Regions from separate parts of the Homo sapiens genome. Here region 2 is linked to region 1. The links are chromatin contacts, found by Hi-C in ENCODE. All regions are on one chromosome and are shown on one strand. Each heading gives the region's core, a stretch centred on a gene start or an enhancer-like site at or near the end of the contact. The rest is flanking DNA. Distances are from core to core; before and after follow the strand shown.

What was found. A loop is a pair of places that touch in the nucleus more often than their neighbours do. Pooled maps may share reads with other maps.
Region 2: a loop to region 1 is called in a pooled map, with 2.2 times the contacts of the local background. The contact joins the enhancer-like site here to the promoter of XK in region 1. A Hi-C loop is called at or near these places in 1 of 50 pooled maps.

What each region holds. Positions count from the first base shown.
Region 1 is chrX:37,684,409-37,687,502 of GRCh38, forward strand. XK (X-linked Kx blood group antigen, Kell and VPS13A binding protein) reads left to right here and starts at 1,383. Exons shown (of 3, transcript NM_021083.4): 1 at 1,383-1,798. The coding sequence starts at 1,554. LANCL3 (LanC like family member 3) reads left to right here. Exons shown (of 5, transcript NM_001170331.2): 5 at 1-55. RefSeq lists a silencer at 1,125-1,504 and enhancers at 1,174-1,685, 1,686-2,195.
Region 2 is chrX:37,784,863-37,788,105 of GRCh38, forward strand. All of the region lies in intron 3 of CYBB (cytochrome b-245 beta chain), which reads left to right. Among named protein-coding and RNA genes, the nearest start is that of CYBB, 6.4 kb to the left of the region's middle. Within about 2 kb of position 1,874, at least 6 of the 41 ENCODE cell types and tissues checked have a DNase peak (open chromatin) inside an H3K27ac peak, as active enhancers do.

The DNA of each region.
Region 1 (3,094 bases), core at 133-2,632:
TTAATGTAAAACCTGTGATAATCCTTTGCCTTAAAATAAAATCTAATGCTAAATATTCAGTGTCCTGATTAATAATTCTAAGCTACCAATTTTTCCTTTAAAGCTAACCATGATGTCAAGTAAAACATTACACAAATACTCTGTGGAGTGTTGCTGCTGATTCTGTATTTGTGGCAGTGTATGTATCTTGGCCCAGGACATGGTGGCCTTCTGGGTTCTATAAATAGACATTAGTAATCCTTTTAGGGAAAGGGCCTGCTACCTCTCAGCTGCTGGCTGAATCTGCCCCTTAACTCATAAATGGATTTTCTCATGCCACATAAAAAACAGAAAAACAGCCCACCACATTCTCTCCCTGTACCTCTTTTTTGGTTTGATTCCTTTTGAATCTTTATATTCTATTTGTGTTTACATTATTTTCCTAAATAGAAAAATGCCAGAGATGCCTGAAGATTGAAATCACCCAATTTCAACAGGGGAAGAGATCTTATAATTATTTAAGTCTAATCCCTTTATGGAACCTGAGTTTCAGAAAGATTTAGTGACTTGATCGAGGTCTGAGGGACGGGGGTGGACTGAGTACATCCTGATATCAAGAAGATGGTGGAAAGTTCAATGGGCTAAAAGGAGTTGTGTTAGTCTTGGTATTGGCACACCAATAAGCAGAGGTCTGTCTTGGAATAAAAAAAACTACTTCCTTATTAGGCCCTGATCTTTGCCCTGAATTACTTACAGTTACAGAGGAATATATTTTGTAGGCAGTTTTTCTGGGAGGTAAGGACAGGTTCCTAGAGACGATCTTTGACGCCTTTTCACCACTGGAAGCAATGCTTCAGACCACTGTATTTGGAAGACAAAGGGACATGCTCACATGGCACAGTGAAAAGTGAAATCTTTTCCCACTTGGTGGTGGGTGCATGACAATATACTTGCACTTTGAAAAGCCTCTGTGTGGTCTGGTTATTTTTAAAAGGCCAGAAATGCTGGCCCTTTGAAGAATCACGCGTTTCCTCGGCCCAGAAAATAGACTGGGCTAGAAAGGCGCCCGGACTCCAATTCTGGGCCCGGGTGGTTGCAGTTTTTCAAAGGGATGTGAACGGTTTCCCAAGATAGGACCCAAGGGACTCTAGGACCCAGAGGCTGCGCGCGACGCCCGCAGGGCGAACTGCATCCTTTTGAGCTCCCGCTCCATGGCCTGAGCCGTCGTAGGGCGCGGGTTCGCGGCCCGCCAGGGGACGGTCACCACAGAGACGCAGCCGGCACTGGCGAGCGAGCGAGCAGGCGGCGCACGGAGCGCGTGGGCGTGTCCCGGCGGGGCTGCGCAGCTCGCCCCACCCCACCCCACCCCAGCCAGGTCGGCCGCCCCCACCAGGTCCAGTTCCAGAGCCCAGGCCGGTCGGCCGGGCCCGCGTGCCCTCGGCGGGCTGCGCAGAGCGCGGGAGCGGTTTGGGGCTGGGCATGCTGGGAGCCCCTCGGGCAACGGCCGCCGCCGCCACAGCCACACAGCCGCCGCCACTGCGTCCGTCCCCGGTGAGCGCCGCTGACGCGCGGAGATGAAATTCCCGGCCTCGGTGCTGGCGTCCGTGTTCCTGTTCGTGGCCGAGACAACGGCGGCGCTCAGCCTGAGCAGCACCTACCGCTCGGGCGGGGACCGCATGTGGCAGGCGCTGACGTTGCTTTTCTCGCTACTGCCTTGCGCGCTCGTGCAGCTCACGCTTCTCTTCGTACACCGCGACCTCAGCCGCGACCGCCCGCTCGTACTGCTGCTGCACCTGCTGCAACTTGGGCCCCTTTTCAGGTGCGTGCAGAAGCCCAGAGCCAGCCCCAGGCCGCAGCCTCGGTCCTGTAGCCTGATCTCCCCACCTGCTCGAGTGGAGGGAGGCGGTTTTCCTGTGGAGACAGGTGGCTGAGCCCCAAGCCGGTCCGCCATGCCCCTCAGCCCCATTATTCCAGTCAGGAACGCGACGAATCATGGCATAATGGTTATAAAGTTGGGGCACACTGAATTCCTGTTAGGTTCCGTCAAATGAAATAGCCAACATTCAACTGAAATTGACCAACAAAAATGGCAGTTTCTTGTGGTTCAACCTCATTAAAGACATTGGTTTCTCTGGGGTCAAGTAGGCTCTGACAGGATTGGCTTGTGTTGTCACAAACCCTTGGGAAGTGTGTTCTAAGCTGTGGTTACGGGGACAGCATGTACAGGTGATTTAATTTTAATTTATCAAACACATGGAGCTTACTGTGTGCCAAGCACTGTTCTAAAAGCTTTAACAGTATTTAATTCTCATAGGGAAGTCAAGAAATCCATGCACCATTCTTTTCTCTTGGTGGCGTTACGAATATTATGGGATATGGAAACATATGGGGTTCTAGAAATGTCTTCCGGCCCTGGCAAACTTATAAACGTAGCCATTAAAGCTGGTGCACAATGCACCATGAAAACAAAACTTGCTGTGTGTTAAGTAAAGAAAAACTGTTGGTGACATTTCTGGAAATTAATTTTTATTAACACAAAGCAAGTAGAAATACATGGTAATAAAACAGACTGGCTTATCTAAGGAGTTTAAAATGTGTTGTTTTAGTACCTTTCATCACTATAGGAAAAGCAAAACAAAGGCCGTCCATTTGGATTAGAAATAAGTTTATAATACTGAATTTTAGACATAGGCGACAGAGGAATTTGAAGAGATGGAAAGGCCAGAGAGACACCTCAGCTGCCAGAAAATTCAGCTAGCCCTACCAGGAAATCTCTCTCTCTCTCTCTCTCTTTCTCTCTCTCTCTTACACACACACACACACACACACACACACACACGCACACACACACATTGAGGAGCAAGATAAATTTTACAAAGTTATAATTTTTTTTTTTTTGAGACAAGGTCTTGCTTTATCAGCCAGGCTGGAGTGCAGTAGCAAGATCATAGCTCATTGCATCCTCCACCTCCTGGGCACAAGTGATACTCCTGCCTCAGTCTCCAGAGTAGCTAGGACTGCAGGCAAGCGCCATCATGCCTGGCTAATTTTCTTTTTTCTTTCTTTTTTTTTGTATTTTTTGTAGAGACAGAGTCTCCCTATGTTGCCCAGGCTG
Region 2 (3,243 bases), core at 624-3,123, 100 kb after region 1:
AAACTAGAACTGCATATGTATAGTTGAGGAGTTCATGCTTAATTTGGCAATTACAGAATATTTGAAGGAGGCAGTGAACTAAACTGTAATAACAAGCATAACTTGCCTTGAACTCTGCCTCATTTTTCCTAGTTACACTAAATTCATGCTGATCCAGAGAATTTTTTTCTTTAAGAACATATAACATTCAATTTACTAATATAGGACTAGAGGCTATAATTTAGCTTTTATTTTATGACTTAACTATTTACAAAATACCATTTCATCTTAAACCAACTGCCAAAATTGGGCTCTCACAAATCTAAAGTACAAGTTGGCAGAAATAACTGTTACACCTTCGCTTCCTCAGAAAAAGAAGAATGTTGATAACCAATTTAAGATGTTCCAGAAAGAGTCGTGATATCTTCCTCTGAAAAATTCTGTGATGAGGTTCCTTTCCTTAAGCCATAAATTCTATGCTACGCAATGTTGTCTTGCAAACTGAGAGCTAACCAAAACCAAAAACTAACAACAGTACTTGGTATTAAACATTGATTACAAGGATTTCCAAAAAATCTTCCAAATTTAAGAAATCACAGAGGTAAAATTACACTCAATTGAAAGTTTTATTAATGAGCCACCTATTGTAAAGTATAACGTTTAATATATCGTAAGTGCCCAGTGAACATTTGCTAAATGAAGCCCATGCACTATAGCTTATTTTTGAGTTGGGTTCTCTATCACCCAGGCTGGAGTGCAGTGGTACGATCATAGCTCACTGCAGCCTGGAACTCCTGGGCTCAAGTGATCATCCCTCCTTGACTTCCATACATGTGGGGATTACAGGCATGAGTCACCTGCCTGGCGAGTTCCTTGTTTCTAAGGAGACACAATTCATTTTTATTCTCCCTACCCCCATTAGAATAGTTTCTATTTAGAGGAAGTAAAGCCTGAGAAACAGGCAATGTTTTCACCAAGATGGCCTGTTAAGAAATCTTGGTTAGTCTACAAGTCCAAATTTCACTGCCGGTGAGCACCATGTCCCATGAGCAGCACATGTTGTAATGCCAGCTTTTATGCCTCCTGTGACCCAGGAGGGAAGATCTGCATGAGAGTCTCTAAAGACAGGGATGAAATGAGACTGCCCTTCAAATCGCAGAGAAGCTTGGCTGTATAACTACATAGATCTTTATATAAAAGAATATGTTTTAAAACTATCAGCAAGCAACATTCTTTTATAGATCAAGCATGTACTTTCTTCTGGGATTCCTAACCTGAAATGTGAACTTTTCTAATAAAACTTCTTCTGTGATTGTGATTAAAATGAGTGAGTGTGCTGTAACTAATGTTGGAAATCATATAGCTGCCACTCATTGAAGCTTAATGGAATTCACCGCATGAAATCTGCACATCAAACCAGTAAAGTGGGAACAAAATTAAATGGAAGTGTTGGCATTCAAACCCAGGTCATTGTGTCCCCAGAGCCCATTCACTTTAAATCATGCTGCCAAAACTTCTTGAAATTGTGCTGTTGCAGTATTATGATCCTAGAAAGCCATTATATATATGAGTGTTTGAGCATGCCAAGTAACCTAGACTAGAAATGACAAGGATGTTATAAATACAAGGACTTAATAGTAGGACACTATATAAGCAAAATAACCACGAACTTGCATTCAGTTTCTAGAGGTCTCAATCATTGAAACTTTGCTTTGTAATCCTTCTGGTTACCTAGAGAAAGAAAGCCCCAGGGTTGCCCACCCCACCACTCCAGGAAAGGTAGGGGTAAAGGCTCTCAGACTGCTTTGTTGAGAAAAATGGAGAATGGGTGAAGCTCAGCACACAAAAATCTCTGAGGAAGCCTTAAAAACCCCCAACTTGCCATGCAGAAACTAATTTCTGTCTGGATGGCAGTCCTAGTCTTAAGATCAGAAAGAAACAGGAAGGTGAGAGGGTGAGGTTTTATCTGTTACCTTATATAGTCTGGGAGTCAGAGGCACTCAGTGTGCCTCTATCTTTAATCACGTGGTCTAGCACTAGTCTCTTGGGCTTTCTGTCTCATAGTTTTTTTTTTTAGTTGAAAAACAGGTCAACTAACACAAATGTAAGAAGGCATATGTTGGTCTAAAAGTATATTAATTGTTTAAGTCTGTCAATTAGTGAGTTGTCAGTCAATAAATATTTGTTGAGTGCCATTTATGTGCTAAGCACTGGGGACATGTGGTAAGTAAAGATTAAGTTATAGATAGGCCATGAGCTTAAGGAGCTTAGAGTGTTAACAGGAGAGACAGAGAATAAATATGGAACTTCCAAATTATAAACAGTGCTATGCAAATAAGGTAGTGTTATTCATATTTATCAGATATTCTACTGCCAGCAGGTGTGGATATTACTGTCAACTTACTTGCCTGAGTTCTGTAGATTCAAAGTTGGATTTTGTAATTTCTCCCAGTTGCGTATAAATATCTAAATCAGATACATTGATGGTGCGTGTGGTGAGATCAAGTGTACAAAAAGTAGAGCTTTTGAGTTTCTGTAAAGTGTTACACCCCATAAAATATGTACTTCTTTTTAGTTCCACTTCCCATTTTCTTGAAATATTTTTTTCTTACTCAGTTTCAATAGAGCATAGAAATCTGCTGAAGTGACTCAATAATCTCCCTTGCATTAGAATGGTAGTTTATTGAAATCGGGCAAGGCTTCCGGTGACAGTAACAGAGAAACTTCCCTTTAGAAGTCAATGGCAGAAAGTAAAGTAAGTTAGTAAGGAAGCTATGGGGCATGATGGCAACGTGGATAATTGGGAAGTGGCTGGCAATAATTTAGAAGTAACTCAAAGCATATAAATGCAATCTGCCTGATGATGGGGAACAAAAAATTATGGGCAGTCACAGACAGTAAAGTCCTTCCTTCCTATGCCACCAACCGGTTGTCTCGCCTCCTTTTTTAAGGAAGTGGTGAGGAGATGGTATTCTTAAAAGCCCAGTATCAGCATGACTTGTGGCTTCTTTTTGGATTTGTTTGCCATTCCTGTCCACACCAAAGAGGGTAGGTGGGAAAAATTAGGGATTTGTGCCCTGATGGTTGGACCCACTCCACTGATCCATTAGTTACTAGTAATCTCACTTTTTCCTTTCAATATAATATATGTGTTTTACATTAACTAGCTTTTTAAAAATTACCTATTAAGATGAAACAGAGTATCATTGAATGGACAATGTATTTCCCAATCACATCTCTCCACTGTTCTGGCTTTCAGTTAAT